5 separate regions of the Mus musculus genome follow, and all the other regions are linked to region 1. A link is a loop called in an ENCODE intact Hi-C map of the cell type or tissue named here. Cell type or tissue: left cerebral cortex. All regions are shown on one strand.

Region 1 (5,000 bases):
TCTGACTTAAACTCATGAACCTTGTTGAGCAATTCCAGGGTGGTGAGAGATCTGCCTTGATGTGATTCTTTTGAAAGCGTGTGTTTTGGGATTCCGAGAAAATGGGCGTGGCTTGTGATCGGGAGCCCTGGGAAGGTTTCCTGGAGCTGAACTGGCCTCAAGGTTGGCTCAGAGTGGAGAGGCTGGCCTGGCAGAGGGACAAGGAGGGCGGAGCATGTAGACTGTTGTGGGGCTGGGAGCAGGCTGTGCCAGGGCACAGTATGGAAAGAGAGGCTTGCCTGGGGTATTTGGAGTTTACAGACAACTAGAAATGGAGACGGACCCAAGTTTCTGGGCTTCAGTGGCACCCTACTTTTAGAGCCAAAGACAGTTTAGTCCTATGCATTGGTGAGACTCAAAAATCGAAGGACATCGCAAGGGCAGGTGTTTGCTAATGGTCACACTTCCACCCACCCAAACCCCCTTTTTAAAAAAGACTCTATAGCTGTCTTCAAATTTGTGAGCCACCGAGCAGTCAGTATTTTTAACCGCTGAGCCATCTCTCCAGCCCCCATACTTCCACCCTTGCTCCCTGAAGTGCTCTTTTGGAAGTCCCCGGTAGATGAAGCTGGGACTCTGGATTAACAAAGTCACTGGAAAAGTCTTCTGGACTCCCTGTCTCTCGGGCCCAAGCAGGGCTGCCTTCTAGGAACCCACGTCGCGTCCCACGTCCCACGTCCCACGTCGCATGAGAGCCAGCCCTAAAGCAAGCACAGGCCTGAGAGCAGTGAGTCTGGGCTGCATTTGACTCCTTTCTTTTCTCCATCTGGCCCTCATGCTCCGCCGGATCCTCCAAAGGAGGAAGCCGCAGGAAGAAGTGAGAAGCAGGCTGCCTGCCTCTGGTGTGGTATTTAACTACTATATCACTAGCTCTTAGTTAGTTTGCTCTCTAAGGAAAGGAGTTTATGATGCTTACTCATTTCCATGGTCTCAGTGTGGCTGTCTCCAACTACCAAAGTGCTGTCCTGAAACAGAGTCAGGAAGAGAAGCCCACAGTAAACATGGAGAACCAGAAGCCAGCAATTACTCCCAAACCTAGAATGGGATAGAGGTCAGAGACTTGTCTATAATCGATTGAATTGCTGTCTGTTCTTTTTACTTAAAGAACCTAGAAGGTTTCTGGTAGTTACTGTCCAGTGGTTAAAACAAAGAAACAAACAAACAAACAACCCCGGGAGTTTCAGTTTTAGGAAGTAGTGAGACAAAAGCAAACTTGTTCGGGAGGGATTGGGAGTGGGGGTGGGGGTGGAGTACCTCTATCATGTGATTTACAGTTAAGATTGAGGGAGGGGGTGCTTTGCTGAACTCAGGAGTCTCCACCCATTCCTGAGGAAATATTGGGTTAATGGCTGCTGGGGGAGGGGAAGATATTTTCCTCAATGGTATAGCCACTGGCCAGGTGCCCATGAACCTGTAAACCTTTTCCCAGTGTTCAGGTAACTATCCCTAAGTATGTTGGTACACACACACACACACACACACACACACACACACACACACACACAGCCTCAACAGAGGAAGAGAACCAGCAGGATCCGGTTTGTCAGGAGGGTATGGGGTGAATATGATCAAAATACATTATGCACGTGTGAAAACGTTACAATGAAACCCATCACTGTACATTTAAATATATAATAACGAAAACTTTTAAAATGTAAACTTTCAGCAGGGCGAGGTGATGCGCGCTGTTGGTCGCAGCACTCCGGAGGCAGGTTTGCATGAGCTACGGGCTAGCTCAGTCTATATAGGGAAACTCTTGTTTTTATTTTTTAAAAGAAAAAGTAAACTTGTATTTGGTTATATCCCATGGATGGCAGCCACCCAACGAATAGGTAGCATTGGTGATTTAGATCCTTGAAACTGTAATATACCTAAATTTATTTATAATATACCTAAAATTATTATCCTGAGACTAAAAATTGGAAGCCAAACATGAAATCTCTGCCTGATCCACTCCCTAAATTCAGAAATAGGATGCAGGGCTCTCTATAGGTGGTAAGGTTAGCTTTGGAGAGTATTCTGGACGTTCCCAAACAGGTGTCGCTCAAAATGACACCTCATGGAAAAAAAAAAAAAAAAGGAAACATCAAAGCTAGTATAGAAGTTGCCGGCGGTGGGTGGACGGGCGAACTTCGGGAAGAGGTTTCTCCTGTGCATAGTAGATATTGCGGTTGTAGCTGCTAGCCTCTTTGTTGGCTGCTCAGATCCCGCGCTCTCCTAGCCAAGGATCTTTTTATCATTGTAGGGCGAACACGGCCAACTTTTTCTATTTCGGAACTGTTGCGCGCCTGCCTCTGGGTGTCACTCGGAAGCCGTAGAAGACCAGCCCCAGGCTCTTCCAAGTTCCCGGGGTCAGGACCGGAGGCAGGCAGGATTTAAGGGGATCCAACATCAACAGAAAGAACTGTGTGACTGAGCATCGTCTCTGTGCGCGGCTCCGATCCACCGAGAAGTGCCAGAGAAGGAAGGCGGCCTCCTGGCCACCGGGTTCCCGGCGTCCTAAAGAGGATTGGTGGCTGGGCACCTGGGTGAGAGCCGCAGCCAGCCTTCTGGCTTGGCGTGACTGCAGCAGTAGAGGTAGCCTGCGTGCCACAGCCGCTTCTATGCAGAGCTCTGGTCCCACGGAGACCAGCAGCATCAGGGGAGAACCGATGCTTTGTCATTGTGGATCCGATGGCGCCACAAAAGATCGGGACCAGAAAACTGCAGAGCGCAGTGTGGGAAAGTGGTTCACGCATGCGCAGAACCAAGTTTACAGTCATGGGTGGAGTCTGCAGATTATGGGAGGAGCGGAGTGAAGAGACTCAATTTGTCTGAGCTCTGTGACACACTTGTCGTCTCCCACATGGTCTAGCGGTTAGGATTCCTGGTTTTCACCCAGGCGGCCCGGGTTCGACTCCCGGTGTGGGAACGCCAATATCTTTTAGAATAAAGACACTAGGTTCACAGAAGACACTGGATTCACACTGCCCTGACTTGAGAAGTGAGTTTTTAGAGTTTATATCCCATTCTCTGAGCCGCAACGCCACAGAAAGAGACTTAAGAGAAACGGCATACAGGGCTAAAGTGATGGCTGGGAAGAAAGAAAACGAGAGATCGCACACCCCTCCCCTGGCATTTGGACTCGACCAAAGAAATCGAACTCTTTGACAGAAAGGGTGCAATTTAGGGGGATTATAGACTCGGAGGCTGCATGAACCTGTCTGAACGAGATTCAGACGTCTCACTTAACTGGGGTTAAAAGGAAAGAGGAAAACGAGATCTACAGACAGGAAATAGATTCAGGGACGGCCCCTCGCTCTTGTTGCTGGAAGACCCGCATAACAACCAAGCTGCACATCTCCTACATATTTGTGAGGAGCCTAGGTCTAGCCTATGCTAGCTCTTTGGTTAGTGGTTCAGTCTCTGCGAGGCCCAAGGATCCACGCTAGTTAACTTTATGTTGGTCTTCCTGTGGAGTTCCCATCCCCTTCCGAGCCCTCGATCCTTCCCCTAAATCTTCCACAAGACTCCCGGGGCTGCATCTGATGTTTGACTGTGGGTTTCTGCATCTGTTTCCATGGGCTGGGGGTGGAGCCTCTCCGTGGACAGCTATGCTAAGCTCCTGTCTGCAACATGACCGTGTGTGGGCGGCCTTGTCTGGCCTCCGTGGGAAAGGATGCGCTAGTCCCGCAGAGACTTGATGTGGGGTAGGGGGGCGGGAAGGGGAGGAACCCAGGGAGACGTCCCCATTCCCAGAGGAGAAGGGGATGGGGGAATGGGCCGGGTGGGGGAGCTGTAGTAGGGGAACTGGGAGGAGAGGGTGGGTCAGGTATTGGGAGGCAAAGTGAATAAATAATTAAATTAATGAAAAAGAAAAGGTCTGAGAGAGGGAAGAAAAAATAGGTTTTCAGAAATATTTAGTAGCAAGGAGATACCAACAATAAAAACACACTTTCTTCTCTAATATATTTGACTGACTGACTGAATGAATGAATGATACCTTCCAACGTTCATGCTTGACTAGAATTGGAAATTTCAGTATTTCGGTGTGGCCAGTGCTGAGATGTCTCACATCCCCACCCCCCCACCCCCCTCTCAAGTCCTTCACCCCTTCACGTGTCCTGACATGCAGATAAGAAACTCTACAAAGGTTAGAGGCCCCATTTCTCTCCACTAGGGTTGAATTTTCTGACCCCGCCCCCTCACCCCCCGCCCCCCCCCCCAGTTTGTTCTAGACTACCAACAACACTGAGAAATGTCTGTAGAAACGACTTGGCCTCCCCAGGTCTGTGAAATCCACTCCATCAAAAATTCTTTCAGATTTTAAGGGAAACAGACGTTAGTCATCCTTCATGAGGACCTAAGGCACAATATATGTGGTAGCTCATACCTGTAAACCCAGAATCAGGGAGGCTATGAGGACTGGCGCCAGTTCTCAGTCAGCCTGGGCTACACAGTGAGGCCTTTTCTCGAAACACACACACACACACACACACAAACACACACACACACACACACACACACACACAAAACAAAAAACAAAAAACCAAACCAAACCGAACCAAAATCTCTAGCAGGACTTCAGAGGAGAAAAGGATCGATTAGCCAGTTCAGCCTTTATTGAACTAGATAGAACAGGGCTGATTGGAAACTGCAGATCCTAACAATAGCAGGTGATATTCATTGAGCACCTGCTATGAGCAAGGATGATTTTACACACTTTATGTTATTACTAGATGGCATTACTTCTGTCAGGGCTCGATTAGGAGATTTGGTGGCACACTCATAGAGCGTTTAATAAAGATCCTGTGTGCCTGTGGGAGCTAGAGGGCAACCTTGGGTGTCTGTCTGTGGGGGGCTAGAGGGCAACCTTGGGTGTAGCTCTTCAGGCTTCGTCCGCCTGGCTTTTGTGAGTTCTGAGGGTTGAACTCGGATCCTTGTACTTTACCAACGGAGCCTTCTCCTCAGCTCCAATATAG
Region 2 (5,000 bases), 310 kb after region 1:
TAGTGACAAAAATAAAGGGCGGGTGGATATTGTATAAAGTTAACAGCTTCCCTTTCTCCACTCACATATAAGTTGAACTTTATTGTTAATCCCACCGCCGCCCCACCCCCTTCCCCGTGATAGTGACGTGTGCTCAGCTGTAGGAAGGCAGAACACCGGGCAGAGATTTCCTTCATGTTGTTTGGAAATGTTTGAAAGTACACTTGGTATATACAACTTTGCAGGTTACTACTACTACTTCCTTCTTCCTTTTTTCTCCTTCTCTTCCTCCTCCTCCTCCTCCCTCTTCTCCTTCTTCTCCTCCTTCCTCCTTCCTCTCTTCTTCTTCTTCTTCTTCTTCTTCTTCTTCTTCTTCTTCTTCCTTCTTCTTCTTCTTCCTTCTTCTTCTTCTTCTTCTTCTTCTCCTCCTCCTCCTCCTCCTCCTCCTCTTCCTCCTTCCTCCTCCCTCCTTCCTCCTTCCTTCTTCCTTCTTCCTTCTTCTTCTTCGCCTTAAAAAATGTCTCCGTTTTATCACAAATTTTCTTTGGAAACATTTTTAGTTGTTGTATAAAAACATCTGGACCCTCCAGCGTTGCCTTCTCTGTTATGTTGCCACGTGTTGATTTCTTTCTCCCGCTCCTTGCCTGCGCTCCCCCCGCCTCCCTGCAGTAATGAGCACTCCAGTCTGTGCACTCCTCTGCGCGTTACCTCAGGATTGCTGCCTTGGGTGAATTCATAGGAGTTGATCTGCTGGCAGAATACAAATGTGTCTTATGGACTTCATCATGTTATGAAGACTGGCAACAGCAGGAACAGGTTCCTTTCAGACCTTACTAGGTCCTGCCATGAGTTTTCATTTCCAGGGTCATTCTTTTTATTGCTATTTTGTTTCCGATAACTGTGCCAGCTGATGGGGAGGTAGAAGTACCATTGACTTAATTTATATTGGGTCTGGAGTTGCCGCAAAAATTTAGAGCCCCCTTGTTCAGTAGACCGCTCTTACTGATTTTTATTTTAATGCATTCTTTAACATGTCTTGGCAAGATTGTTAACTTGTCACACCATGCCTAGGACGTGGGGTGTCCTGTGTGATGTCAGTTTTTAAGGAGATACTCCCTAGAAGTCTCTCAGAGGATGGGGGCTGCATGTCTGACTCTGCATCTACACTGGCAGAGAGCCCAGGAGAGACAAAGGCTTTGTAGTAGGAAGTGAGCTTGCTCAGGGCTCAGAAGAGAGTCCTGGGTGTCTGGAGCAAAGGGCCAGCGATTTAGCCAACATTGAGACCAGAGGCTAAAGGGGCATACACAGAGGGGAGGGTCCAGTGCCTTGCAGGAGCCATGCTAAGGACTTTTGAGGGGAGCTAGGAGAGGAGGCAACTGGCTCTCATGTTCCTTTGTTTGTTTTGTTTCTTAAGATCCTTCTGGCTGCTGGGTTGGAGATGACAGACAAGTGATCCTAGACGCAGGGAGATATGTTAGAAAGCTACTTCTGTTGCCCTGGTGACAAGGTTATACGGATTCATTCACCTCTCCTGCACTTTTAGCTAAACGCACATTGTGACTATCAATAGTCAAGATAACTAACTGCCAGGTTTGCCCCATGGAAAACTAAAGCTTGCCAAATGGAAACACTGTACCCAGAGGATTGCCCAAGTCTAACCAGCTAAACCTGGGCAAAAACCGTTTGCACGTCAATCTCAGAGGCTTATTGTCAGCTGTCGTTGAACATCCCTGTGAGATTAAGCTATAAATGGTATGGTGAATTTAGAAGGATGCCTGTATTCCCGTTTTATATCCGAAGAGCCGAAAGTTGGGACATTTGCAGTACTGAAATAGAAAGGAAAGCACTTGTCAGCTTCTCCCAACCTCAAGCATCATATGAATCACGTCAGAGGTTGAATCTTTCCTAGTCCTGTCGTAACTTCAGCGCACAGTAGATGAGCTCAGGGTTTAATGTGTGCTTTGCTTTGTATTATCTTGACAACCTCATGTATGTATCTGACTCCCCAGGCACAGGGACAGGCCTCTGTACTCCCCGTTGTCACAGGACCCATGTGGTCCCTGTGCTAAGCATCCATTATGCTGAGTTACATGGTGCTCTGCAGACAGAGATGAAGTTTGGGAGAACTTGTGCACACAGGGAGACTGGGGAGGTGCGGCACACTTGGGGGGGGGTACGAGGGCCAGGGTAAGACTCCTCCCACATCGTGTAATCCACTTATTTCATTCCGTGTTGCGGTTCGATAGGAAGCACCTCACCTAGTGAAATGGAATGAAATTGACATTGCAGGGCGCTGTCTTTTGTTTCTATCATGGGACCATCTTGGGAAACGTAGGGCCCTCCTTCGTCTCTCAAAATGAAGAGTTTTAGAGTTCTGTGACATTTGCTTGCTTTTAAGTTGGCATCCAATTCTTGCGCTTTGTAAATTTGAAAAAAAAAATGTAATTTTCAGTAAGGTATTTAAGGTCAATGTAAAATAATTCGGTTCTTGATTCTTTCGTCATGATGATGATGTTTTGATTCGGGACAGTTCTGCCTGGGCTTGGCCTTTCCTCCCTCATCTGGGCATTGCCGCCGTTTTCTCTCACCGGACACACTCTTGTGTAGGATGTGAGGGTCGTTCCCTTAGGTCTCTGCCTTTTCTTCATCTTCCTCTGCTCTGCACAGATGTCCCTAACTCTTCTTGGCCGTCTCTCGAAGGAGCGTGCGCTCTGCCTCCTGGTGGCCTGAGCCCCCTCCACCCCCCACCCCCGGTCCCCCGGTGGGATTGCCCTGGTCTTTTAGTCACCCATGTTCAACAGCCTGGTCAGCTCGTCAGCTCAGACTGTCTTCACTGGCCTCCAGCCTGCTGGTTCTTGAGCCGCAGCACTGGGACACAGCAGGCAGTGAGTGCACAGTCCCCGCAGTTCTATAACTGCCTTGGTGGTCTTCTTTTCGTTTTCTCGGGGCCTTCTCCATTGTCCTCGTTTAGCATCCACAGTTGAGACACTTGATTATTAGCGAGAGAAACTGGTGATGAGCTAGGCTCTAAGACCACTTATCTCCTTCACAGCCGCAGCTTCCTTTACTAAAACCCTCTCTCGCAGCACTCAGCTTAGACAGCATTAGTGGCCGCTAGGGGGCCCTCTTGCTCCTAACAGAGCGCCTCCACACAGTGCCTTCTCTTGTTTATCTTTTCTCAGGATCCCTGCTTCCTCTTCCCCATTAAGGGACCACATCTTGCAGGCTCTACCCAATGAGATGCCCTCTTCCTTTGAAAGCACTGCATGCATTTTTTTTGTTGTGCTTTTAACAAGTTCCTGCCTACCTTCGCTTCTTACCACCCTCTTTGCTTTCTTCATCTCTAAGTTGGGAGCAGTTAATACCCACCTCTGGGCTATTGTGAGGACTAAGTATGTTAATATATGTTTAAAAGACTTTGGCTTGCTGATAGTCCAGCTTTCGGCCTCTGCTTCCCATCGTTGGGGTCACAGATACCCACCACCAACTTCAGCTTTTTCCCTGGGTGCTGGAGGTCAAACAGTCTGTCCCTGTGCTGGTTTTTTTTTTTTTTTTTTTGGTTTTGTTTTGTTTTGTTTTTGTTTTTGTTTTTTTTTAAGTGGGTGCAGGAGATATGAACTCCAGTCCTCTCCTGCTTGTGCAGCAAGCATTATATTGATTGAAATATCTTCCTAGCTCCATTAATACATGTTAAGATTAAAAATCCGCCCCTAAGTACCTCCAGGACGGGGCATGTTTTAATCGTTCTGTGACTAGCCCCATAGAATCTAGCATGGTGTCTTAAACGTAGTTGGCACTTCCTGAAGTACCTTTTGAATCAAATTGAAGTTTATAAAAAAGCCGAGTTATCCAATAACAGCCAAAGTCTTTTAACCATATATTAACTTACTTAGTCTTCACAATAGCCCAGAGATGAGTACTGAAATGTGCGAAGGGTGTTTTGAAATGCGGTCCTTTAAGCCAGCACAAGGCAGTTTCATCAGTCAAAGTGAGGTCACTGAAAAAACTTTCTGGGATCGTTTAACAAAGAGCATGTGGTTTCCTTGTTTAATTATATGGTTTGGATAAAACAAGCCTAATGTCGTTTTAACAAAAATACACATTTTAACCGAAACCATACAAAGATGACGACTATGGAGCCCCTGGATGCCAGAACAGCACATAGTTTTAATACTTGGAGAACATAGTCAATCGTTCGGCGGCCTCTGTTGGAGACAGCCTTCTGCATGCCTATATGCAGAGCACAGCTGCCCAGGAGCAGTGTGGAACTGTCTCCCGGTACAAGGGTTCTCAGCTCCCTCGCATGCTCATGCATTTCGCTAGCAAATTCAACTAGGGTGTTTAAGAAGGGGTGTTGAAGATTAAGGTTTGCTGCTGGCCTCCATGTTAAATCTCGGACGGTTTAAACATATGATGTCAGTTTGGGTATCAGTTTTATTTTCCATGATCTTGATTGAAGGAATGATAGCCATTATCACTGGGGCAAATGATACCCTCATTTCACTTTAGATTATTTTTCATCCGTTCACTGAAGACTTTAAATGGAAAGTTTCTGGAAGCTTTAAAAGTACCTAACGGGTTAAAATAATGCTAATAATTCTTCTCTTGGAGAAGACTTTTATCCTAGTAAGCAAAGCCGGATTGAATGGCCTGAGCTGGTTTTATTCCCCTGGACAATATCAGGTTACAATGTATACCCTCTTCCAGGCTGGAGGTCTTCCATGTGTTTGGAAGTACTGGTAGGAAGCACCAGCAGGGGCTCTGTTTTACCTTGGCTGGGATTCCTGCATGAAGTCCAGGCATATTAACTGGCATGCTTGACAGGGTTGTCTCTCTATAGGAATGCAAGCTCTGTTTTGTCCGGACAGTATTAGCGTATTTTTAGTGGTGAAGTGTCTCAAGTGTTTCTAATTGAAATAAAAAGCAGAAACAGCCAGGAATTCTGAGGTTGGGTTTGAGTAGCTCAAGTGGAGGGAGGGAGAGGATCGAGTGACCGTGATGGGATACTTACGACCCACATT
Region 3 (5,000 bases), 320 kb after region 1:
ACAGCAACAAATGGCAGGAAGATTTCATTTTGCATCCTCTCTGTTTCACTCTCTTGAAGTATTCAGTCCCCGGGTCCCCCACTCTGGCTTTGAAAGTGACCCTCATTAGCTAGTCTTTCTGAACCAGTGGTATGTTTTTGAAATGTCTCCTAGGAAAACTAATAAGAAATCTAGTATTTACTACATACGGCTTTGAGGGTTTTTGTTTTGTTTTGTTTTGTTTTTTAATTGAGAAGACCACTCCTATTGGCAGAATTGTTGGACGGTGAAAGGCCGAAATAACTCAATCGGCTGTAAATGTCAGGACGGCCGCCCCTGCTGTATTTGGAACATTACTTAAAACCTTCTTACAAGTATGTGTATGTCTAGGTCGTGCCAACATCTCTGGATCATGTCCACCGTCACTGCCTCCCGCCACGACTCCCCAGGATCCCTCCCTCATATCTCCGAGTCCATTCCTTCCTTTCATAATTTTTTAATGAACGTACGTTTTTGAAAACCATCGAGTCCAGCTAGCGCCATCCATGTGTGCACAAGTGTGGGCTCATCCACTGGAGAATGCGGCTCCTCACCAGTGACCATCCTAGAGAAAGCGGCTCTCCCAAGGCAGTAGCTGCTTCACTAGGGGCGGGGCCTCGGGAGCCCCTCCCACCTCTCGCCGGCCTTCTGATCTGGCTCGACCTTGTGCAGATTGAGTGTTCAAGCGTGCAGCAGCCACATCGTGACCGGAGACTCTGCCCTGCGATCTGTCCTTACATCCTTTCCTCCTTGTGTCCCGTTCATGGCTGAGGGCTCGTGGTAGCTTCTTAGCGGCACTGTGAACAGTCAGGCATAGATGCTTCTCTGACTAAGGTTGGGAGCCACGCCAGGCTATGGATAGAAATGTTTAGAAGGCAGTTTGGTAAAGTGATCATGTAGAAAAACAACAGTAACAACAGATACCAGTAGATTCTTCCTGGCCTGTTACATCCCTAGATAAGGATTTTGCCTAGGTCTATAGTATCAAGTATGAACTCCCTCCTGTGGAGCATGCCAGCATCAGTCAGGATTGCTGTTGCTTACCCTGATAGACAGTCTTGTGGCTACACCCCCACTTGATAGTCTTTCCTGACAAGCGCTACTGTAGCAAGTGAGGGTCCAGCACTGAAGTCAGGGCACTGATGTCTTTCTCTGGCTGCAGTCCGCCTTGCCCCTTCAGCACTGTGACAGCAGGGACTTTCCGGGCAGTTTCAGATTGATCTGCGTCCTGTGGAGTTTCTGCAGCACGCTATCGCTGCAGAGCTATTGTAGGTAGGTAGGAGCGGTGACGGGAGCCTGTGCTGCCTTGGGTGTCTCTGAGACCTGTCTGACAGTAACACTCGGGGAGGAGATTCCTGCCTACCACTGAAATTTTCGTTTAGTAATTCATGTCCTTCTGGGAACAGCAATTACAAATGTAGGGTACTTCTGTTCAAACTCTCCCTTGGAAAAAGATTATATTTTCAGTGTGGTTACCAACTAGTGGGGTTTCAGATGGGCTTCTACGAAAATGAGAATGCTGAGAACTAAACGTTTAAGCAGGAATGGGGAGGGGATGGGAGAGGGCTTAGCTTTTGTTTAGTATTCTGTTTATATTACTTCCCCCCCCCCCAGCAAACTTGTACTTGGAATGTTACTTAAAACCTTACAAGTATGTGTATGTCTAGGTCGTGCCAACGTCTCTGGATCACGTCCACCATCACTGCCTCCCACTACGACTCCTTAATGACAAACAGGCAGAGCTCCCATTCTCTTAAGTTTTATTTTCTGTCCGTCGTCCTGTGATGTCATGTAAGTGGAGCACCATGTGTCTTCTGTGGTTTCAAGACACATACCCCATGGTGAGCAGCCTCTGTTGACTTACAGTGCCGTGGGAGGCACCCCTCAGCCAGTGTCAGTGTGGTGCAGTAGCAGTCAACAACTGGACTAACTTCTAGAATGGTGTGTAGTTGCCTCATGCTATCAACATTCCGTTGTGTTTGCTGTGATTATTACAGGCTTAGCCATTTCTGTCATTAGCTGCCTTTCCATCCTAGACTAACAAGAAAGAAATGCTCAGGCACATTTCTTGCCACAGACCAACTAAAGTTCTGTGCACGTCTACATCAGTTGGAAGCTCTTGGGATGGGTTAGTGGGGCAGGGGACGAGGACTGTGTGGTATACTCTGCAGCTTGCAAATGATCATGTTCTGCATAGTCCCATGTAGAAATGAAATTCTTATAGAAGGAACTGGTTTCAAAGAAGATGTTAGCATTTCTGGAATTGACGGGAGCTATCTTCCGCCTGTGAGGCTGAGTTGAGGGCGCTTCAGTGCATTCATGCACTTTCGGCTTTACCTGCTCATACTCTCTCCGTTCTTACTCCATTTTACTCTACATGTACTTTAAATTTAAAGTTTAGGTTAACAGAGTAAGGTCTCATCACGGCCTTTTCACACACAGATGGCTTTCTACTCTAGGCATTGCTTTTTTAAACGTGGAGCTTTGTGGCAGCATATTTCTTATATTTAACATTTCCTAATTTTTTTTATTAAAGCAATGCATCTTAAAAATAGCTGTAATGGGTGTATAAAGTGCCTGTGTATTCAGAGTAATGAAAGCAATGTCCTAAAAATTACAAAGTATTACATAAATAAAATCATTAGGTAGCAGGGGTTCTACATATAGAAATAAGTTGTAGGATATGGAAGGCATTCTAATAGGACATGGTGTGTTGGCGCCACCTGCTGTCTTGTAGGCATAATTTCTTCTTGGTGTACATCTGGATCTGTTTTTTTTTTTGTTTTTGTTTTTTGTTTTCCCCTGAAGCCTTGTCCCATAGCTGGGGCATTGCTGTGGGGACTTTCATTTAGTCTCTGCTGTGTGGAATCTGGGTGTTTGGCTGTTCTAACGACAGTGTCTGTTCCAGGTTAGCCAGTGTTTGGAAGTCTGACTTCAGAGTAGTCCGAGGAATGTTCTTGATAGCTTTAAAACTTACTGATCATGCTACCGTTCACACTTCTTGGTTTAAAACACTCAAATTGATCATGGTGACAAAGACTACTGGATTAAAACGGGCTGAGCGAGGTTATTTCGAGTTTCTTGAGTTCATTTGCTGCCTTTTTCACTTCTCATATTCAGCATTTCTGGGTCCTTCCATATACTTTGGTTTAGAGAAATAATCTCAAATTCTCAGGCTAACCAAACTTCGGTATGTTAACATACAATTTATGTAAGATTTTGTTAGCTTGTTCTAGCCTTTTTAAACCTCAAGGTTAGCTACATTTTGTTTCTTGTGTTTCTTAACACATTTTGTAGTTTTATTCTACATGAAAACTTATTGTTGCTACCTTGGTGTACAGGTCTGCCCAGTATTGAGTGCACAGTAATTATGGGGGAGCTGTGTCTAAAGTTATAGTTGTTATTTTATTGTTTTAGAATTTAACTTCTTAAAAAAAAAAAGATTTGTTTATTTATGAGTACACTGTTGCTGTTCTCAGATACACCAGAAGAGGGCATCAGATCCCATTACGGTTGGGGTTGGTTGCAAGCTACCAAGTGGTTTCTGGGAATTGAACTCAGGACCTATGGAAGAGCAGTTAGTGCTCCTAACTGCTGAGCTATTTCTCCAGCCCCCAGAACTTAATTTCTTTTTTCTTTCTCTCTCTCTCTCTCTCTCTCTCTCTCTCTCTCCTCTCTCTCTCTCTCTTTTTTCTGAGACAGGGTTTCTCTGTGTAGCCTTGGCTATCCTGGAACCCACTTTGTAGACCAGGCTGGCCTCGAACTAAGAAATCCACCTGCCTCTGCCTCCCAAGTGCTGGGATTAAAGGTGTGCGCCACCACTGCCTGGCTAGTGATGTTATTTTTATTCTCCATCTTAGAAAATACATTAGAATGATTTTAACTTTAACTTTGATTGGTCAATGATGATTAATTTCTTAGTAAGATGTGTTTAGGATAATTTTTTTTAATTATTTATTTATTATATCTAAGTACACTGTAGTACACTTCAGACACACCAGAAGTGGGTATCAGATCTCATTACAGATGGTTGTGAGCCACCATGTAGTTGCTGGGATTTGAACTCAGGACCTTCAGAAGAGCAGTCAGTGCTCTTAACTGCTGAGCCATCTCTCCAGCCTGAAAAGTCTATTTTTATGCTAGCTTTAATTATTAAGTATTAAGCGATTATACTTTAACATTGGCTATGTTTTTAAACTTAAGGATTATCTCTGAGTAGAAGGCCTCTATTATTTGTTTTTACATGTGTTTATTTTTATCTTTTTTTAAAATTTATTTTATGTATATGAGTACACCATTGCTCTCTTCAGATACCAGAAGAGGGCATCAGACCCCATTACAGATGGTTGTGAGCCACCATGTGGGAGTTTGGAGTTGAACTCAGTACCTCTGGAAGAGCAGTCAGTGCTCTTAACTGCTGAGCCATCTCTCCAGCCCCCATGCGGCTTCTTTAGTGGGTCTCACTATAGCCTAGGCTGATCTAGAACTTTATGGTCTGTCCGCCTCAATCTTCCAAGTGTTTGGGGCTATAGGTGTGCAGTACTCACCAACAGCATTTATTCACAATGGTCGATGTGTCGAGTCATGTAGTTACGAATACTCTTTTGTAATAAATATGTAGCGAGGAGATGGCACCAAGTTTGCTACATAGACACAAGAACCTGAGTTGTGTTTCCCAGCACCCACATAAAAGCTTAGAGGGTGGAGATGGCCAGATCCAAAACAGTGAGCTCCAGGCTCAGTGACCCTGTCTCAAAGAATAAGGTGGAGAGTGGTGGGGAAACAGGTAGTGTTGATGTCTGTCCTCCCCACGACATGCGCAGGGAGAACATACCTGTGCATACTGCACACATACATACATACCTCCCCCACACGCATACTGTATTCACACATACATACCACAAATACACACATATCAAACACACAATTAAAATATAAAAGTAAAATACTAGCGCACACGATCATTGCTTTTGCATATTGAC
Region 4 (5,000 bases), 100 kb after region 1:
CTTCTCTCCTTCTCTTCTTCCTCCCCACCCCCACCTCCTTCAGGGGTGACTCTGTCAATAAAGACCTCTCTAATGAGAACTGTGCTGGCTTGGCATGATCTGTTCATTAATACACCACCTCATCTAACACTGGTTGCATTATTTTTAAAAAGTTTAATTAAAAAAATACTTTATCTTTTGCTACTACTAAGAAATTGAATCTAGGCTCTCGTACATACAAGGGAAGCGCTGTACCACAGAATTACATTTCCCTGCTGCAATGGTTTACCCTTAGGTGCAGCCCAAGGAGTGCTGGGATTGCACATGAGAGGCACCATATTTGTTTGTTTTAAAAGAGAGTTTCTGGGACCAAATTCTGGTTATCAGGCCTCTACCCACTGAACCATCTCCCTGGTCCCTGGTCTTGTATTTCAGACAGATAACTCTCATAGAACTATCGCCATCCCCACCCCCAAAAGGAAACCTTTCCCTTGAAATGTAAAGCCATAATTGTTCGAGCCATGCCAAGCTTTTACAGAGACACACACTAGTTTCTGAGTAGTTGAGGAAAGACACTCTCAGTGAAACAATAGTTTATCTAGAGGTTTGTAAACTGCTCCCAGAACGCTCTTCATTCACACTATCAGTGAAGGAACGGTGTTTCAGGGGCCTTCAGAGAGACACTCAGCAACAAATAGGCAGCTCGGAGAACTGGAAAGATCACAGGAATGTTAGGTTCACAATCGCATCTACCAAACCACAAGGCAAAGGCAACTAGGCATTCGGTCTTTGTAGCTTCCGAGCTGTGAGTGCTTTCAAAGGGTGGTCAGTGAGCCAGAGATCTAAAGACTGGTGACCATACATGGTGAAATGAACAGTACATGTGGATTCTGAGGACACTTCGGAATGGCCATGAGCAATGTTCCTGGTCAGTTACAACCGGCTCTTCCAGCCCTGGGAGTGTTTCAGAAGCACCAGGCCAGCCACATCTCCTTTATTGGCACGCTGAAAAGCACTGTGTGTATTGTTAGGTGGGTCATCTGTCATCTAGAGTGCTGGTCCCTGATCTTGTGTCTAAGGTATGAATATACCAAGATTTAAGAGTTCACTGAAACATGGGGCTGGAGAGGCTGCTCAGCAGTTAAACGCACTTGCTGCTTTTGCAAACGACCCAAGTGCAGTTCCCAGCACCGACGTGGGGCTGCTCCCAATCATTTGTTAACTCTAGTTCCAGGAGATTCGAAACCTTCTTCTGGCCTTTCTGGGCACCGGACTTACATGCAGGCAAAACATCCTTACAGTAAAATGAAAACTAGAAGGAGAGAGGGAAGGGAAGGAGGAGGGAGGGACGGAAAGAGAGAGAGAACACAATCTAATGTGTTTATTAAAAGGTAAAGAGAAGGGAGAATATGTTCTATGGGGGTGTGGTGAGGTATGGGGAAAGGGGGTGTCTCAGTGGGCCCATGCCGAGGCATCCCATTCCCCTGAGGGACCAGCCACAAGACAGTATAGTATAGAATAGAGTTTATTCAGGGCATGGGGAGGGGAGTTAGGAGGGTAGTAGAGGCAGAGAAAGGCAAGAGAGAGGGAGAGAGAGAGAGAGAGAGAGAAGTAGAGGTCAGCCATGAGCATGGGGGGGGTGGGGAAGCGGCGAGGGGACAGAGTGGGAGCAAGAAGGGAAGAACAAGAGAACAAGAGAGAGCAAGAGAGAGAGGAGGGGGCAAACAGTCCCTTTTATAGTGGCTGTTGCCAGGTAACTGTGGGGAGGAGCATACCTGGCTGTTGCCAGGTAACTGTGGGTGGAGCTGAGACAGAAGGCACAATCACATTCATTCATTTCTTAGCTTTAAGGAAGAAGGAAATTGTGACAGGTACAACAGGGATTAAGTACACCAGTCACAAACAGACACTACTCCCAGCATGCTGTTCATTCACACAATCTACGTGAGTCTATTGGGTGACCTGCTCAGATTAATACAAGCAGACAGTAGAAAGGTTTCCAGGGGCTGGGGAAAAAGACCCTTTACTAAATACAGAATTTCAGTCTGGGAAAACAGCTCTAGGGATTGTACAATGGAAATGTACTAAACTCAGGAAATGTGGTTATGATGAAATCAGACACGGTCATCCTAGCACAAGTAGGCCAGCCTGGACTACATCATAAATTCCAGTCTAGGTTAGACCCTATCTTAAAGAAACAAACCAACAAAAAGGAAAATGAGGAAAGAAAGTGCATGGGGTGATGAGCTTTATAGTCTATGTAGGTACCACAAGTCAAAGAGAATTTAAGAAACGTTAGCCACCTCGTGAGATGACGTGTAATAAAGCTCTGGCGATGTGTGTGGCTCTGCTCTCAAAATGCTACACTCTGTTCCAGTGAGAGGAGCCCTGATTGAGCAGTCCGACTGTGACAGGGAACAACTCGAAGCGGAACCTGAATTCAGGGGCCACACCTGTCATGCTGCCTTAGGCTGAAGGGCCAGGCATACTGCCAGGGGTCAGTCGCCACACCCGGAGCTCTAGACAGCCTGAGTGGCAGGCAGTTCATAATGAATTCCTCTATTAGATTCTGTTACAAGCTCCCCTCTGCTTCTCTTTCATGGCAGAAGAGCGTAACCAGTCCCAGTGCCCATGTGCACTTGGCATGGGCTCTGTGGAGCGTCCCACAACAGAGAGTCCTGCTCTTCTGACAGGGACGCTTGCTCTCGGAGCCACTCTACCCACTGGCAGGCCAGACGCCCCAGGACGCCTGCGGGGGAGTTGGGGGGGTCATCAAAAGGAATTGCTGACTCTGACTTTAAAGCCCAAAGTTTCAAAGTGCCCCATGCTTAAGGCAGCCCTGAATGAATTCACGGGTCGTGAGTGCGTCAGGCCTGGCAGCCCGGGAGCTTGGACACATCGCAGTGGTGACCTGGTGCCACTCCAACCCAAACAGATTTGTCACAGCCGCACTGGCTTCCAGCGCAGCCAGAGCGGCATTGTGTCTGACAAACCAGGCCTCTGTCAGGACAAAGGGGGCTCTCAGAACTCGCTCTGCCTTGGCTCCTTCACACCCAGAAAGAGCCAGGGGACCTCTTTTGTCCGCCTGGGGGAAACAAAAGCGATTCATTTCGGCTTCGCACCAGCACTGACTACATTCTTTGCGAGCAGCCAATGCAGGGAGGCCTTGCGGCCAGCTTTCCACAGCCCGGCTTACCCAGAGCCTGCTGAGGGCCAGGGACTATTCTAGGCACGGTCACCCGAGTTAATCCTCCCAACAAAGCTATGGTGAAGGGATTAGCTCCACTGTAGTCATGTGGAAACTGAGGCGGGGAGAGGGGAAGGTCACTCAGCTAGCGACCAATGGCAGAGCCAGAATTGCTATGGCTACTCAGATGACCGAGCCCTAAATTGACTGCGGTTTCCAACATATCCCGTCTACACATCTCATAGGCCTCCTGGAACCTCCATCTGCGGCCACCCTGGCTGGGACCGTCTGCAGTGTTCCTGACACTCTCCGAGCATCCAGGTCAAATGAGTATGCAAGGAGATTGGGATTCATGGAGATTTTTCTAAATTTCTTTCATTATTTTTTTTTTTTTTAAAACGATACAGAGCCTTACTAAGTAGTCTTGGCCGGCCTGAAACTCCATACGGAGATCAAGCAGGCCTTGAACTCAGAGGTCTGTCTGCTTCTGCCTCCAGGGTCCTGGGACTAAGGCATGTGCCACCACACCTTGGAGAAGGGGCTAGAGAGATGACTCCGTGGTTAAGCAGTGCTTAGTGCTGTTCCCCGAGTTCAGTCCCCAGCATCAGTGAAGGCCAGTTCACAACCAACTGTAACCCAACCTCAGGGAATCTGACACTGGGTTCTGTAGGTACCTGCAGTCTCAGTCCCTCTTTCCCAGCTCTCCGTCTCCGTCGTCTCTGTCGTCTCCGACTCCGTCTCCGTCTCCGTGTCACACACACACACACACACATTTTTTTAGGCCATAGTAAATGTCCCAATTCTTTTAAGCCACAGGGGGGAAAAGTCCCTTTTAAATAAAAGGATGTTTATTACATTGTAACAAAACAAAGCAGGCAGAATTTTTAAAACCATCCCACTTACAGATGGGATGGTACATCTGAAGTGTTAATCCTGTGATGGTCAGCCGCTCCTACTGAGCATGCTCCTTCCTGCTTCAGACCCTGATAACCAAATTCGCTCGCACAGTTATACATTGCCCCTTCACTGTCCAGATGCCCCATCAGGCATTTCCAGCCTTGCCTGAAGAAATGTGCCCTCCCTTACTGTTTTCATTATAGCCGGCCAGCACACGCCAGTCTCAAACATGCCTGACAGAAGCAATTGAAAGGAGAAAAAGCTGAGTCTGTCTCACAGTGTCCAAAGCTATCAGCTTTGCGCTGATAGTTTGCGCTGGTTGTTTGGACCTATGTACTGAGTGTCTTGGAGGGAACGCACATCACAGGAGGCCGCCTACCCTATGGACACTGGGAAATGTCCTCTCCATGGGGACGCCTCCAGCGACCTAACTTCCTTTCCACAAGCAAGAATTCCACTGCCTCCTAAGAGTGCTATTGGCTGCCAACCAAAGCTGTACCATGTGAGCCTTGGGGAGACATTTACAGATCAACGGGAACAAAAGTCAGATGAAAGTCTCTGGTACAGCATTGAGTCTGAATTCCTCTCAACAAACGCAGTAGGGGGCACTACTGATTGTCAGCCCCTGACCTCCACACAGCCACCTCTCACCTCACCGACCAGTGTCACATTGACTACTGGTGTTTCACACACCATCTAGACACTAGCTTAGAAAAATCAAGTTTTTGAATCACCCAAGTTTCAGATTCTAGGTTTGTTTTTTGTTTTTTGGTTTTTTTTGAGGCAGGTGATGGGTAACAGTGGCCATTCATTGTCTCTTCAGGTCACTTCCTGGGAGCATCTTAGTTTGGGTTACTATTGCTGTGATGAACACCATCTCCAAAGCAAGTTGGGGAGGAAGGGCTTATTTGGCTTATACATCCATATTACAGTTCAT
Region 5 (5,000 bases), 260 kb after region 1:
GCTTCTAGTGTCTATTAGAAAAACTGCTGAAAGAGCATGTCCAATATGCATTTCAGAAAGTGGTGAGTCACTTGCAACAAAAGCTGCTGGGGGTTATGTTCACAGACACAGGTGACTTCCAGATAGTGCAAGACAAAAGATCTTTCTTTCTTTCTTTCTCTCTCTCTCTCTCTCCCCCTTTCTTCCTTCCTTCCTTCCTTCCTTTTTCTTCTTCTTCTCTCTCTCTCTTTTTTGGAAATACAGGTCTCCCTATGTAGCCTGAATGACCTAGAACTTAAGGTCCCCCTGCCTCTACCTCCTCAGAGCTGGGGTTACAAGTTATGCCACCATACCCAGTGAAATGATTAAATTTGTAAAATACTCAAATGGCTTCAGTTGTTTGAAAGTACAGGTATTAACATACTGAGGCACAATGCAGTTTTATGTTTTTCAAAATGACTTATCATAATCTATTACTTCCAGAATTTGTGAGCACATACTTTTTACCTAGCAGAGAATTCTATATTAGGAAGTGGACAGGCTGGTGAAGGCTTGTAATTACAACGCTCCAGAACCTAAAGGCGGGGTACAGTGAGTTGAAGGTTACTCTTCCATCTCTATTGAGACCCTCAACTCATTTAAAAAAATCAAAATAATGTGAATTTCACCTGTTTTGTAGGGGACATGTATGAGGTGGCACGTGTGAGAGTTTGGTACAGACCAGATAAAGGATGCCAAGATGTCAACAGTATATAGGTGACATTCAAACTCTTAATGTACAGAATGAGGGGTGTTAAACTGCTGGTAACAGTTTTTGGTTTTCTGTTTGTTGGGTGTTATCCTTCAGAAACGAAATTGGTGATTTCCCGAGTCAGAGGTCTCTCTTCTGATCAATTTGTATCCCTGAAACCTAAACTAGAACAGAAACAAACCGCTCTCAAACAACCCTTTTCACCTCAGCTTAAAAAATTTCCTGGGTGAGATTTACATTCTTGGTTAGAAGCAAAGCCCTGCTTTGAGAGGTTTTGACATGTAATACTTCGGAGGCAGCTAACAGAAAATTGTCTCCAAGCAAACCTACCTAAATCCATGAAATCTAGTTTTAGTTAAAAAGAAAAAAGGGGGGGGGCACTTTACCAGTCTTTTTGCTTTTCTAGCCCTAAAAGGCATTCTTTACAAATTTCCTTTAAATTCCACTAAAACCAAGCCCTAACCTTTTACCTCTCTAAGGGCCACAGCAAGGACACAAAGACAATAAATGGCTGGAGGGAAGCTCCACCTGTTGGTTGGTTAGCTGGCAGGGCCGGCTAGCTTCTTCCCACCCGATAAGGAAGGACAGCAAGGATCACTCCCTTTTGTAAGAGCCTTCCCTTGGAGGGGCTTGGGAGATTCCCTGCAAACATCCGTGCCACATGCTAGCAGTCTCGACCCTGCCCGTCGAAGGGCGAGGGACCGCGTGGCAACTACCACCGCTCTGCACAAAAGGTACCACTGCTGTGGGGGAAGACACCCGATTCTATCGGGGCATCCCCGGAAGGGGCGAGGGCGGTGCGGGTCGAGGGGGAGGCCAGGTTGCTGCTTGGAGAAGGAGGAGGAGGAGGGTTCCGCCACGCGCCGAGGAAGAAAGCCTGACTCATGTCGTGGCAGCAGCGGAGGGCTCCTGGGAGCTGCAACTCGTGATGCTGCTGTTGCTGAGGAGAAAAGCCTCATTACCCGTTCCGCAGGCCGGGGCGGGGGAGCCACCGCCCCAGGGCGCGCACACCCGAGACCTAGCGCTCCGCACCCGCCTCGCCGCCGGGGTCCGCGTGGGAGACAGCAGCGGACACGCCTAACCTGCGCGCACGCGCGCGGCGTGGTTCCCCCCCCCCCTCCCAGCCCCACCCCAGCCTCTCCACGCGACCCGGATTCGCTCGCTCGCGCGCCCGAGTGCCCCACCCCCCACCGCCCTCCGGCGTCGGCGACTCCGCCGGCCTTCGGTAATTTCCGTGGGAGACGGAGCCGAGAGCTCGGCGCGGACCGAAGACAGGCCACCTCCCCTGGTCAGACCCGGCTTTATGTCTGCAGCGCCGGCGCGCACGCGCAGACGCCATCTTCCCTCCTCTCCTCCACGACCCCTCCCCCCTGCCACCTCCTCCTCCTCCTTCTCCTCGGTCAGAGCTCGACCCTCCTCCTCTCGCGCTGGGGCGCTGGTCCCTCCTCTCTTGATGCCGCGAGAGACCAGGGGATACGGAGCAGCCCGAGAAGAGCACTAGTAACAACCATCACAGCCCCCTCCTCGCCCGACGCCCTCCCACTCCCCCGCCCCGCGCCGCCACCGACCAACCCCACCTCTCATTTCTTTGAACGGCGTCGGCTGCAGCCGCTGCACCAGCCCCGTCTGGCCGCCACCGCCGCGAAAAGGAGCCACCGCCGCCCGCGGCCCCCTCCCTCCCTCTCTCCCTCCCTCCCGGTCGCGGGAGCAGCTCGGTGCCGAACCAGCCGGCGGGCCGAGAAGAGGACGCGAGCTCGCCCCTCCGCTCCCGCGCACGTCCCGCCGCCCGCCGGAGCAGCCCGGGCGCCGGCGCCCTTCCTCTCCGAGGACGTGTGGCGAGCCGAGCGCCTGCCCCGAGGGAGGAAAATGCTCGGGCTCCATGGCTGCCAGTGATGGAGCGGTCCCTGGGCTCCCGCTGCTGCTGCCGCCACCGCCGCCGCCGCCGCGCCCCGGCCGCGCTCCGCGAGGATCCGGCGTCTCTGCGCGCCCGCCCGCGCCTCGTTGCTGGGCTCACCGTACCGGGCGCCCCGCCACCGCCCCGCTCGCAGCCGCGCCGCCCGGGCCCCAGCCGCGGCCAGCCTTTCCTCCCGGAGCAGCCGTCGCGAGCCCAGGGGGTTTGAGAGGGGCCGCGGGCCGTGGGGGGAGGCCCGAGCGGGGCCGGCCGCGCCGGCAGGGGAGGTTGGAGCGACGCTGAGCTCAGGGCTCGCCGGCGGCCGCGGCGCCGGGGGTGGCGAGGGCCGGGGCGACCGCTCGCTCCGCGCTGCCTCGGTGCAGGACGAGCGGAGGGGCTTTTGCAGCGGCCGTCGCCGCGGGAGGAGGGGGTTGAGCTGGCTCCGGAGTTGGCCAAAGAAGGTGGGCATTTCTCGCTTCTCCTCGCCTCCCCCGCCCCCTCCTGGGCTCCCCTCCCTCCCGCCCCGCACCCCACGTGAAGCGGAATATAAAGGGGGGTGTGTGACTGGAGGGGGAAGTGAATGGCGAAGGACTGAAGGGGTCCCCCTTCGGTTCCCCAGCCACCTGGTTCACCCGGTTCATCCTCCCTTCCCGAAGTTAGCCCTCGAAGGCACGAGCAGCCGGCGCCTTCGGCAGAGGAGGAGGAGGAGGAGGGATCGCGTCGGGCGGAGCTTCAGGTCCTGTTCGTCTCTCCGGCTTCTCCATACAAAGATTACGGTGCAGAAGGAAATTGCACTTGCCTCCTCCGCCCCCCGGTACCCAGCACAATGCACCAGCCGCCGGAGTCCACCGCCGCGGCGGCCGCTGCTGCAGACATTAGTGCTAGGAAGATGGCGCACCCGGCAATGTTCCCTCGAAGGGGCAGCGGTGGTGGCAGCGCCTCTGCTCTCAATGCAGCAGGTACGGGCGTCAGTGGTGCTGCTCCATCTTCTGAAGATTTTCCTCCTCCTTCGCTGCTCCAGCCGCCGCCTCCTGCTGCATCTTCCACGCAGGGACCCCAGCCTCCGCCTCCACAAAGCCTGAACCTCCTCTCGCAGGCTCAGCTGCAGGGACAGCCTCTTGCGCCAGGCGGAACTCAGATGAAAAAGAAAAGTGGCTTCCAGATAACTAGCGTTACTCCGGCTCAGATCTCTGCCAGCATCAGCTCCAACAACAGCATCGCGGAGGACACCGAGAGCTACGACGATCTGGATGAGTCGCACACGGAAGATCTCTCCTCTTCCGAGATCCTCGACGTCTCCCTTTCCAGGGCCACTGACTTAGGTGAGCCTGAACGAAGCTCCTCAGAGGAGACTCTGAATAACTTCCAGGAAGCTGAGACACCTGGGGCAGTCTCTCCTAACCAGCCCCACCTTCCTCAGCCTCATTTGCCTCACCTTCCACAACAGAACGTTGTGATCAATGGGAATGCCCATCCCCACCACCTCCATCATCACCATCACCCTCATCATGGGCACCACCTTCACCATGGGCACCATCATTCATCACATGCTGCTGTGGCCGGTCCATCCATTCCCGGAGGGCCACCCTCGAGCCCAGTGTCCAGGAAACTCTCTACAACTGGAAGTTCTGATGGTGGTGTGCCAGTCGCACCTCCTCCTGCAGTACCATCGAGTGGCTTACCAGCATCAGTGATGACGAACATCCGTACTCCAAGTACTACAGGAAGCCTAGGTATAAATTCGGTTACTGGCACGAGCGCTACGAATAATGTTAACATTGCTGCTGTGGGTAGTTTCAGTCCCAGTGTGACGAACAGCGTGCATGGTAATGCTAATATAAATACAAGCAATATCCCTAATGCTGCTAGCATAAGTGGTGGGCCTGGAGTTACCAGTGTTGTTAATTCGAGTATCTTGAGTGGCATGGGCAATGGTACCGTTTCTTCCTCTCCTGTTGCTAACAGTGTCCTTAATGCAGCTGCAGGTATCACTGTGGGAGTGGTTTCCAGTCAGCAGCAGCAGCAGCAGCAGCAGCAACCAACAGTTAACACATCGAGGTTCAGGGTTGTGAAGTTAGACTCTACTTCTGAACCCTTTAAAAAAGGTCGATGGACTTGCACAGAATTCTATGAGAAGGAAAACGCTGTGCCAGCTACAGAAGGCGTGGCCGTCAATAAAGTGGTGGAGACGGTGAAGCAAACCCCCACGGAAGCATCGTCCTCGGAGAGGGAGAGCACTAGTGGGAGTTCTGTGAGCAGTAGTGTGAGCACACTGAGTCACTACACGGAGAGTGTGGGAAGTGGAGAGATGATGGGAGCCCCGGCTGTGGTGGCGCCGCAGCAGCCGCCGCTACCACCAGCGCCTCCAGGTCTTCAAGG

Evidence for each region. A loop is a pair of places that touch in the nucleus more often than their neighbours do. Peaks named below come from ENCODE experiments on the same cell type or tissue, not always from the same donor. Only the 100,000 strongest peaks of a DNase experiment are listed, where the experiment ranks them.
Region 2: it touches region 1 in a loop (4-fold over the local background); 29 of 42 quality-filtered maps call a loop at or near these places.
Region 3: a loop joins it to region 1, with 9 times the contacts of the local background. A loop is called at or near these places in 29 of 42 quality-filtered maps.
Region 4: it touches region 1 in a loop (2.1-fold over the local background); 3 of 42 quality-filtered maps call a loop at or near these places.
Region 5: a loop joins it to region 1, with 4 times the contacts of the local background. A loop is called at or near these places in 16 of 42 quality-filtered maps.

Annotation. Positions count from the first base shown.
Region 1 is chr14:76,149,896-76,154,895 of GRCm38, forward strand. n-TEttc6 (a tRNA gene) reads left to right here and starts at 2,879; the gene lies at 2,879-2,950. In left cerebral cortex, a CTCF peak has its summit at 2,335; DNase peaks (open chromatin) are centred at 194, 710, 1,833, 2,404 and 2 more places; H3K4me3 peaks cover 1,810 bases; H3K27ac peaks cover 1,063 bases.
Region 2 is chr14:76,464,005-76,469,004 of GRCm38, forward strand. All of the region lies in intron 1 of Tsc22d1 (TSC22 domain family, member 1), which reads left to right. Among named protein-coding and RNA genes, the nearest start is that of Tsc22d1, 51 kb to the left of the region's middle. In left cerebral cortex, a CTCF peak has its summit at 3,105 (motif pointing right); a DNase peak (open chromatin) is centred at 3,102.
Region 3 is chr14:76,470,862-76,475,861 of GRCm38, forward strand. The region is part of intron 1 of Tsc22d1 (TSC22 domain family, member 1); the gene reads left to right. Among named protein-coding and RNA genes, the nearest start is that of 4930444M15Rik, 47 kb to the right of the region's middle. In left cerebral cortex, CTCF peaks have their summits at 2,740 (motif pointing left) and 3,499 (motif pointing right); DNase peaks (open chromatin) are centred at 1,236 and 2,733.
Region 4 is chr14:76,252,251-76,257,250 of GRCm38, forward strand. 2900040C04Rik (RIKEN cDNA 2900040C04 gene) reads left to right here. Exons shown (of 2, transcript NR_152108.1): 2 at 1-80. Among named protein-coding and RNA genes, the nearest start is that of 2900040C04Rik, 3.3 kb to the left of the region's middle. RefSeq lists an enhancer at 1,640-4,962. In left cerebral cortex, a CTCF peak has its summit at 2,996; a DNase peak (open chromatin) is centred at 3,027.
Region 5 is chr14:76,412,636-76,417,635 of GRCm38, forward strand. Tsc22d1 (TSC22 domain family, member 1) reads left to right here and starts at 3,186. Exons shown (of 3, transcript NM_207652.3): 1 at 3,186-5,000. The coding sequence starts at 3,448. In left cerebral cortex, a CTCF peak has its summit at 3,749; DNase peaks (open chromatin) are centred at 2,015, 3,501, 4,313 and 4,860; H3K4me3 peaks cover 3,843 bases; H3K27ac peaks cover 3,378 bases.